2 separate regions of the Homo sapiens genome follow, and region 2 is linked to region 1. A link is an interaction called in ENCODE POLR2A ChIA-PET data of the cell type or tissue named here. Cell type or tissue: MCF 10A. All regions are shown on one strand. Each heading gives the region's core, and the rest is flanking DNA. Links, peaks and the distances in the headings are about the cores only.

What was found. Peaks named below come from ENCODE experiments on the same cell type or tissue, not always from the same donor. Only the 100,000 strongest peaks of a DNase experiment are listed, where the experiment ranks them.
Region 2: POLR2A ChIA-PET joins it to region 1 with 5 read pairs; 6 of 35 experiments call an interaction of 5 or more read pairs at or near these places.

The regions. Positions count from the first base shown.
Region 1 is chr5:10,307,845-10,313,108 of GRCh38, reverse strand. It overlaps CMBL (carboxymethylenebutenolidase homolog), which reads left to right and starts at 5,207. Exons shown (of 6, transcript NM_138809.4): 1 at 5,207-5,264. RefSeq lists a cis regulatory region at 2,372-2,604. In MCF 10A, for the core only: no CTCF peak of the experiment used is centred there; DNase peaks (open chromatin) are centred at 2,508 and 5,198.
Region 2 is chr5:10,370,766-10,376,260 of GRCh38, reverse strand. The region is part of intron 1 of MARCHF6 (membrane associated ring-CH-type finger 6); the gene reads right to left. Among named protein-coding and RNA genes, the nearest start is that of MARCHF6-DT, 19 kb to the right of the region's middle. In MCF 10A, for the core only: no CTCF peak of the experiment used is centred there; no DNase peak of the experiment used is centred there.

The DNA of each region.
Region 1 (5,264 bases), core at 265-5,264:
GATCTTGGCTCACTGTGGCCTTGAACTCCTTTGCTCAAGCAATCCTCCCACCTCAGTCTTCCAAGTAGCTGGGACTACAGGCATGCACCACCACACCCGGCTAATTTTTTCACTTTTTTGTAGAGACGGAGTCTCACTACCTTGCCCAGGCTGATCTTAAACTCCTGGGCTCAAGTGATCCTCCTGTTTTGTTTGTGATCCTCTCAAAGTGCTGAGATTACAGGTGTGAGCTACCACACCTGGCCCGGGTATTTCTCTATAGCAGTGCAAGAACGGCCTAATACATTTGCCATCTAGGCAGACTGAGAATTTCCAGAACTATCCAGTTCTAATTCATTTATATTTAACTGTCTTTCCTTTTGTTGACCTATCTTCTAGCATCTTACTAGAAGGAATTAGAAAAAACTAGGTAGTACTTTAAACACCAATTGAAGATCTCCTTGGCCAGATTACCCAGCTAATTTGCTTCTGTCTACATAACTGCAGTCAACAGCATTGCCAAACTGTCTGCCACTGCATAACAAGGACCCCCTTCCTCCAGGTTCTAGTTCATTGACCTCACTTTCCTACAAGTGCTCACTTGCAATCTTTAAAGATCCGAGTCTTAGGCCCAGTGTGGTGGCATGTGCCTGTAATCCAGCACTTTGGGAGGCTGACTCAGGAGGATCCCTTGAGCTCAGGAGTTTGAAGCTGCAAAGAGCTATGACCATGCCACCGCAGCCTGAGCAACAGCGTGAGGCCCTGTCTCTAAAAAACAAAACAAAAACAAAAGACGTGAATCTTTTATCAACAGGTTTTTTCGGGTAAATCAAGGCTTTCACTAACACTCTCGATAATCCAAAGCCACAGTTCCAAAGTCACTATCACACATGAAGTGTTGTCATAGCAGCACCCCACTTCCAGTTATCAAAGGTATCAACATCTGTGTGAACTAACAATCGCTGTGTCACAATTTAGCCCAAAACTTAGCAGCTCACAACAATAAACATTATTATCTTGCACAGTTTGAGGTTCAGGAGTCTGGGAGTGGCTTAGTTGGAGTTTCTGGCTCAGGGTCTCTCAGGAGGTTACCATGGGGTTATGGCATCTGACACTTGGCTGACGCTGAAGGATTCTTGTCCAGGATGGCCCAGGAACATGGCTGTGGGTCACGATTTCTTTGCTCCAGAGGCTACTCAAGACATGGCTGGGAGCTGACTTCCCCTACAGCATGTGATCTGAGAGAGAAAGCTAGACACACACACACAGAGACACACAGAAACACACACACAGAAAGAGAAAGAGAGAGAGAGAAGAGAGAGGTGGAAGTCCCAGAGTCTAATCTAATGTTGGAAGAGACGTACCATCTGATATGGTTTGGCTGTGTCCGCACCCAAATCTCATCTTGAATTCCTGTGTGTTGTGGGAGGGACCCAGTGGGAGGTAATGAATCCTGGGAGTAGGTCTTTTTTTTTTTTTAGATGGAGTTTTGCTCTTGTTACCCAGGCTGGAGTGCAGTGGTGCAATCTCAGCTCACTGCAACTTCCCCCTCTTGGGTTCAAGAGATTCTTCTGCCTCAGCCTCCTGAGTAGCTGGGATTACAGGCACCCACCACCATGCCTAGCTAATTTTTTGTATTTTTAGTAGAAACGGGGTTTCACCATGTTGGTCAGGTTGGTCTCAAACTCCTGACCTCAGGTGATCTGGCCACATTGGCTTCCCAAAGTGCTGGGATTACAGGCGTGAGCCATGGCACCTGGCCTGGGGGCAGGTCTTTCCCATGCTGTTCTCATGTTAGTGAGTAAGTCTCACAAGATCTGATCGTATTATAGGAAGGAGTTTCCCTGCACAAGCTCTCTTTTCCTGCCACCATCCACATAAGATGTCACTTGCTCCTCCTCGTCTTCCACCATGATTGTGAGGCCTCCCCAGCCACGTGGAACTGTAAGCCCATTAAACCTCTTTCTTTTGTAAATTGCCCAGTCTCGGGTATGTCTTTACTGGCAGCATGAAAACAGACTAATACACCATCACTATGTTGGTAGACTATTGGTCACACAGACCAACCATGGTAAGTGTAGGAGACTACATAGGGTTGTGATTTCTCAGAGGCAGGGCACGTTATGAGTCATCTTGGAGGCTGACTACTACAAAATTATTAAGGGGTAAAATGTCAAGTTGTCTATAATTTCTACACTTTTGAAAAAAAAATCGATGAAGCAAGTTTAGCAAAATACTAAAGATAATTATATTTAGGCCTGGGGTATATGGGAATTAATTGTATTCTTCTTTCTACCTTTCTATATGTTTGTACATTTTCATTAATAAAAAGTGAAAAAAAAAGCAAATTTAAGCTTTCTATCTGGGGATGACAAGATGGCCGACTGGTGCTCAAGAACCTTCTAGAAATCACCTACCCAGCCTCTCACCTGTCTTCACCAGCAGTGCCTTTCCTGTGCACAGGATTCAGCGCTTTCCCAGCGGGCTCCCTGCAGCTCCACCAAGGAGTGCTGGAGGCTGAGTCAGCAGCACGGCCAGGAAATGGTAACAGATGACATAGAATATGTTTGCCCTCAGGTATTATTTTGAGATGTTCTGAAACACAGCAGCACTTTTTCTGATTTTGTTCCAAGCGTCTTTAGAGGAGCAATTCCAAGGAATACTTTTCCTGGCCTTGCCTTCAAGGTCAGTGTAAATCACAGGAGTTTGAGCAGAGTCAGCAATTTTGTTTAACTTTGACCTTGCCCTGTTTGTTAATTCAGCTTGGACTCATTCTGTCCCTGGAATTTAGTTACCTATTTTATAATGAAAAATAAAGATAACTTTGGAGGGGTAACGAGCAGCAAACGCTGAGTCATAGCTCTTTAATTTATAGGGAACTCCATGAAATCTTAGAGTTCATTTCTGCTGAGAGTTTCTGTAAGAAGGAAACTTAATTTTTTTAAGAACCTAGGTTAAATAATCACTTGTGTGATTAATTTTCCATGGAGTTTGGCACTAAAATTGGTGAAGTTGAAAAATTGTCCTTTTAGGTGTCACAAGCAATTTGCGCATTGTAGGATGGAAACAAGAATTTTTCTTCAGCCTGGGCAACAGGGCGAAAGCCCGTCTCTACAAAAACAAAAACAAACAAACAAACAAAAACTTAATTGGGTGACATGCCTGTAGTCCCAGCTACTTAGGAGGCTGAGGTGGGAGGATCACCTGAGCCCAGGGAAGTAGAGGCTGCAGTGAGCTGTGATCATTCCACTGCTCTCCAGTCTGGGTGACAGAGTGAGACCCTGTCTCAAAAAAAGTAAATAAATTTTTTTCTTTGGCGCTGACCCTGAATTTGTTCTGGGTAATAACACTTTGGTAACTTTTTAAATTATTCTGATGTTTAAAAAATCCCTAACCACTATTTTAGAGAAATTCCAAGCCCATAAAATAATTCAACTGCAGATGTTTCAGACTGGGTTTTGAAAGATCCTGTCTGAAAGAAAATTAGTGTATCTCTAGAAGGAAAACACTGTTTTAGTCCGTTTGGGCTGCTATAACAAAAACACCAGGCTGGGCGAGGTGGCTCATGCCTGTAATCCCAGCACTTTGGGAGGCCGAGGCCAGTGAATCACCTGAAGTCAGGTGTTTGAGACCATCCTTACCAACATGGTGAAACCCCATCTCCACTAAAAATACAAAAAGTAGCTGGGCATGGTGGTACATGTCTGTAGTCTCAGCTACTCAGGAGGCTGAGGCAGGAGAATTGCTTGAACCCGAGAGGCGGAGGTTGCAGAGAGCCGAGATGGGACCACTGCACTCCAGCCTGGGCGACACAGCGAGACTCTGTCTCAAAAACAGCAACAGCAACAACAACAACAAAAACATCATAGATAGACTTGGGTAGCTTAAACAACATTTATTTCTTATAGTTCTGGAAGTTGGAAGTCTGGGATGGGCCAGCAGGATTGGGTTCTTGGTGAGTATCCTCTTCCTGGCATACAGATGAGGAAGCAAGCTCCCTTGCCTCTTTTTGTAACGGCACAAATCCCATTCTTGGGGGCTCCACCCTCATGACCTAAGCATCTCCCAAAGGCCCCGCCTCCAAATACCACCATGGGCGGGGTGGTTAGGATTTCAACGTACAAATTTTGGAGGGGACACAAACATTCAGTCCATAACAACACCTTTGCAGTGGGGATGGCAGGAAGTGCGGCCACCACGGTGCAATGGCTTTTTAATGTGCCCATTTGTCCAGGCTGAGCTATATTCCTAGAATTCCCTTTTCCTGTATGTTTCCAGTTTGAGTGAGCCACAGGGGTGTGCTTCTGCAGCCAAGTTGAAGCTGTTGTCATAACCTTGGGCAGATGACCAGAGAAAATACGAAGGAGGCAAGTATGAAACGTGTATTAATTTCTTTTTTAAAAAAAGGCTTAATTTGGGGCTGGGGCCGGGTGCGGCGGCTCACGCCTGTAATCTCGGCAGTTTGGGAGGCCGAAGCAGGTGGAACACTTGAGGTCAGGAGTTCGAGACCAGCCTGGCCAACACGGTAAAACTCCGTCTCTATTGAAAACACAAAAATTAGCTGGGCGTGGTGGCGCGTGCCTATAATCCCAGCTACTGGGGAAGCTGAGGCAGGAGAATCACTTGAATCCGGGAGGTGGAGGTTGCAGTGAGGTTGAGGTTGAGATCGTGCCACTGCACTCCAGCCTCGGCAACAGGGTTAGACTCCATCTCAAAAAAAAAAAAAAAAAAAAAAAAAATTGTGGCTGGGCATGGTGGCTCACACCTGTAATCCCAGCACTTTGGGAGGCTGAAGGGGAGGATCACTTGAAGCCAGGAGTTCGAGGCTCCAGTGATCTATGATTGTGTCACTGCACTCCAGCCTGGGTGACAGAATAAGACCCTATCTCTAAAATAAAATAAAATAAAATAAAATAAAATAAAATAAAATAAACAAAAAATAGCTTAATTTGTATTTACAACAGAAGTTACTTGTCTTGGAAGCCAGGCACGCACGTAAATCTCACAGAAGGCTGGCTGTCTTCCTTCTCCTGGCCTCCCTGCCTCCTCCCTCAAGGCTGCCTGATTCTCTTCTCCCTTCCTCTCTGCGGTTCCCTCCCTCCCACCCCCTCTCCCTGCACCTTTCTTTATCTTGGAGCCTCTCCCATCTCTCCCTCCCTCTTCCTCCCTACCCCACCCTCCGACCACCCCACTTCTTCCCCTCCCCTCACACTTCCCTCCCTCCCTTCTCTCGTCTCCTCCCCACTGCGCCTCCCTCCCTCCTGGCCTTCCTTCCCTTCCCCGAC
Region 2 (5,495 bases), core at 259-5,258, 63 kb before region 1:
GCTGGCTTCAGGAGAGAAACTGCAGATCTTCACGGTGAGTGTTACAGCTCATAAAAGCAGTGTGGACCCAAAGAGTGAGCAGTAGCAAGATTTATTGCAAAAAGTGAAAGAACAAAGCTTCCACAGTGTGGAAGGGGACCCGAGCAGCTTGCCACTGCTGGCTCCGGCAGCCTGCTTTTATTCTCTTATCTGGCCCCACCCACATCCTGCTGATTGGTAGAGCCGAGTGGCCTGTTTTGACAGGGTGCTGATTGGTACATTTACAATCCCTGAGCTAGATACAAAGGTTCTCCACGTCCCCATCAGATTAGTTAGATACAGAGTATTGACACAAAAGTTCTCCAAGGCCCCACCAGAGCAGCTAGATAGAGTGTAGATTGGTGCACTCACAAACCTTGAGCTAAACACAGGGTGCTGATTGGTGTGTTTACAAACCTTGAGCTAGATACAGAGTGCCGATTGGTGTATTTACAATCCCTGAGCTAGACATAAAGGTTCTCCAAGGCTCCACCAGAGCAGCTAGATACAGAGTGTCAACTGGTGCACTCACAAACCTTGAGCTAAACACACAGGGTGCTGATTGGTGTGTTTGCAGTCCCTGAGCTAGACATAAAGACTCTCCACGTCCCCACCAGACTCAGGAGCCCAGCTGGCTTCACCTAGTGGATCCCGCACCCGGGCTGCAGGTGGAGCTGCCTGCCAGTCCCGCGCCATGCGCTGGCACTCCTCAGCCCTTGGGTGGTCGATGGGACTGGGCGCCGTGGAGCAGAGGGTGGTGCTCGTCGGGGAGGCTCGGGCCGCACAGGAGCCCATGGAGTGGGTGGGAGGCTCAGGCATGGCGGGCTGCAGGTCCCGAGCCCTGCCCAGCGGGAAGGCAGCTAAGGCCCGGCAAGAAATCGAGCACAGCGCCGGTGGGCCGGCACTGCTGGGGGACCCAGTACACCCTCTGCAGCCGCTGGCCCGGGTGCCAAGTCTCTCACTGCCTGGGCCGGCAGGGCCGGCCGGCTGCTCCGAGTGCAGGCCCACCAAGCCCATGCCCACCCGGAACTCCAGCTGGCCCGCAAGCGCTGCACGCAGCCCCAGTTCCCGCTCGCGCCTCTCCCTCCACACCTCCCTGCAAGCTGAGGGAGCCAGTTCTGGCCTTGGCCAGGCCAGAAAGGGGCTCCCACAGTGCAGTGGTGGGCTGAAGGGCTCCTCAAGTGCCGCCAAAGTGGGAGCCCAGGCAGAGGAGGCGCCGAGAGCAAGCGAGGGCTGTGAGGACTGCCAGCATGCTGTCACCTCTCAAAATCTCTTCATCAAGTAGAAAAGCCATGCACCCCCACCCACAGAATAACTATCAATGGGACAATCCTGTCTGTGCTGGAAGCAGGTAAGGTTGCTCATGTTCAGTCAAATTAAGCTGTCTCTATTGCTGTTGCCTTTCAGTTTCAGCTATGAACACAGACCTTCCCCCTACCACGACCCAAAGGGCTCTGGTTTCCTGGAAGCTGCTAGTGGGTCATGGGCATTAATGCAGTGGTCAACATCACATTTATGTTCGTAACTACACAGGACCTGAACATCTTTAAACTTCCCACTTTCACCTTCATTCTTGGTTAATGAAAACATCCTTGGCAAAAACTTTCACTCTGATCAGTCTTATTACTGGCCCAGAATTTGAGTCCTAGCGGTGCAATACTAATGCCCCAACTGCCCTGCTTAATAAGCTTCCTCAAAGTTCCAACACAAACAAAATAGAACCACGCTCCCATTCCATGATTCCCACCAGCAGTATCCAGGCAGCCCACGCTACTTTGAACACTAATTTTCTTCAAGTGCACACTTCAGCTCCAGGGAAACTCAGGGAAGAAGAGCCCGTAAGGTACCAAAAAGACAAGAGGCATGGACTTTCTTGCAATGGACCCCGGCAGCACGTTAAGATCCAAAAACAAGCATTTTAACTGCCAGGAATTCAGCACACCACATTGAAAGTGGGATTACCGTGGCTGCCAGCACCAGGCTTGCCCTGCAATAGATCCTCTTTAAAGGATTTAAACTGGACTCTTTCCAACTACAGGGCCTTGAAAGAGTTCTATATTGTTTTAATCATTATCCTCCAGGGTTGGGAGTGGGTAATTTGTGCGCCTGCTGCATTCTTTAGATAGGGTATTAATTTATCAGGCTCTCTCTCTGCAGAATCAAATTGAGATTCCCTATTATTAAGATTCTTGGTCACAGTGGTCGCCTCAGTAGGCACTACAACTGCCACCTAAGAGTGACAGGGCCATGGTGGGGGTGGGGAGAAAATGTGATTGATCTAGGTTACCTAGAATCACCAGAGTCACTGAAGCCACAGGTGCGGATCAGTCCTACAATAACCAGTTATCTATATAGGAGCTGAACCCTCATCCAGCCATTCACAACAATACTGTGGATTAACTTTTGAAACTGGCATGTGCTACTACTGTAGGATCTACCAGGGAGGGTGGGTGCAAGTGTGGATGTACAGATCTCAGGCATAGGGTTTGGGCTCCCTAGCCCACATTCAGATGGCTGTGCAAGTAGGAAGTAGGGTATAGCAGCCACAGCATGACAAAGGGTGTCCCACCCGTGGGACGCTGCCCTCCAGGAACATCGTGACGGGTCGGCCATTGACTATGGCCTGGGGTATGGCAAAGACAGTCCTGCTGGCACATTGCTGCCTGTGAGAGGCAAGGACAACAGGTGGAGTGACATCCACGTGGGTACAGCAATTGGTCACTTGGTGGGCTCATTCCATGATACAAAACACTGCCACCTAGACAACCTAGCCCTGCGTGGCCTGAGAAAGCTGTGGTCAGGACCAAAGCAGTGGCAAACTCCAGGGCACACTCACCACAGGAAGCACTGCTGACTCCAAGTGGATGGCCAGCTAGCGAATGGTGGAACAGGACAGGTGGAGTGGGGAGAGAGACATGGATCTCCACTTAGAAGGATGTAGACACACACATGAATTAGGGCACTGATTTTTCAGAAGACCCCTGTCCTTCTGAATGACAAACCAACAAACAAGATACTAAGCAAACCCAACAACTCTGAAATCAAGCCCCAGGGCTCTGCTTGGCCTAGAGAAGAGAACTGGGATCCCAAGTTTCTCACTCAGAGAATGCAAAGACACAACTACTATCCTAGTAACACTTAAGTTTTTTGTTGCTGTTGTTGTTGTTTTGTTTTTTTTTTTAAGAGACAGGGTCTTGCTGTGTCACCCAGGCTGGAGTGCAGTGACACCACCATAGCTCACTGTAACCTCTAACTCCTGGCCTCAGGCAATCCTCCCATCTCAGCTCCCAAAGCACTAGGATTACAGGCATGAGCCACCATGCCCAGCCCCTAAGACTTCTTTTTCACTTATTGTCTTGCCAGTTTGCAGTGGTATTTTCTAGAGGCTACATGAGATAATAGAATGAATGCAGCTAGAGATGAAAAGACCCAGCTGCTTCTCATTAAAATAGGTATTAAAGAGATTGGCAAATATAAAACAAATCCACTTTCCTCATCAATTTTGGGAGTTTGGAATAGTTATTTTCACGAAAAACAGTATTTATATTAACACATAATGAGTGTTGTTATTTTAAAGCAAATTAATAAATACTTCCAAAATTGTTCTTCAAGGAGTTCGTCAAGAGGAAGAACAAGTGCATTAATCCATTTGTTACTTTAAGTGGTTTGGTTTATATGAAAACAATGACAGGTTAGGTCTCAAGTGGGGAAAAAAAATAATCCTAAAGGGAATTCTAACATATTATTATTTCCAAGCAGTATTAATAACTCTTTAAAATCTCCCTAGCATCTATTTTCACAGAGTCAATTGTATAATGAAGTATAAAAAATTCTAATGAATGGATTAATGATCACTATTGCTACATGCTTTTAAATCAAAACATATTTTATAAAACTACTGAAATGACCACATTTCATAAAGCATTATATCCACTAACAATAGTACACAGACATGATAAAAAAATAAAGATCTTTAAGATGCTATGGGTTTTCTCCCCCCTCAATTGGGTCTTAGGAGAAAAACAAATATAAGGAAAATGAAAATTAATTTTCTGCTCCATTATGGAGCAGAAAACATCAAAATCCAAAATGATGTTTTCATATTCTCAAAATCAATTTTAAGTAATTAATTGGCATTTGATCTTCCATGTCTCTATGTCTCTCTTTTTTTTTTTTGGCCTACTCACATTGGCAGCAATAAATATTACTATTTTGAAATATCTATGAGGAGTGGGCATTACAGGAGCACACCACCACATTCAGCTAACTTTTTTAGGAGATAGAGTCTCACTATGTTGCCCGGGCTAGTCTCAAACTCCTGGCCTTAAGCAATCATCCTGTCTCAGACTCCTGAATAGCTGGGATTATAGATGCCAGCCAGCAGCAACTTGCATGTCTTTTAATTTCTATTTGGTATAATGTACTAGAAACTTTAATGAAGGCATTTTAAAAGACCAGCCACTGCCTCAAAGAAAAAAAAGTATAAAAAAGCACAACATTCAATTGTTACTTTGACATCAGCTAAGAACTACCCTTTATTTCATTACCTACTGATATGGTTTGGCTGTGTCCCCACCCAAATCTCATCTTGAATTCCCACGTGTTGTGGGAGGGACCCAGGTAATTGAATCATGGGGGCAAGTCTTTGCAATGCTGTTCTCGTGATAGTGAATAAGTCTCATGAGATCTGATGGTTTGAAAAACAGGAGTTCCCCCACACAAGCTCACTTGCTCTCTCTTTTTGCCTGCTGCCATCCCTGTGACTTGCTCCTCCTTGCCCTCCACCATGATTGTGAGGCTTCCCCAGCCACATGGAACTGTAAGTCCATTATAAATCTCTTTCTTTTGTAAATTGCCCAGTCTCAGGTATGTCTTTATCAGCAGCATGAAAACAGACTAATACACCTACCATCTCTACACACAGTTCTAAGCACTCCGAATGTATTCTGTCACTTACTCCTCACAATACCAATCTCATAGTTTGGGAAACTGAGGTTGAAAGGGGTAGGGTAATATAACACATCTAAGGCCACACAAGACTAAGGAGAAGGCAGTATACAAGAGATCTAGGGTATCACTGAACTGTCACACTTTCAGAAAACTGGCTGGAAATCTAAGAATAGCTAATTCTATTTCAGTTACTGAGAACCAAGTAATTATCAACCAAGGGCCAAATGAGGATTAAAAACTAGCTCCCAATTCCAAGAGTACTCTCCTTTTGACCTTATCATGCTTCTTCCCCACAACTACCTTCATCAAGCAACCAGGTTATCGTGAATGTTTTATTTTTTTCATAATGTCAATATTCTATTTATCTGCTCCTCCAACTTTATCATATTCTCCCACTTGCACAGTAGACTGCTCCATCGAGTAAAACATACATTACTGAAATATAAAGATAAAAAATAACCAGGTAGTACAGCAGCTAATTAAAAAGTGGTTTTATTACTGCCAACCTGAACATTTCCACAGTTTAC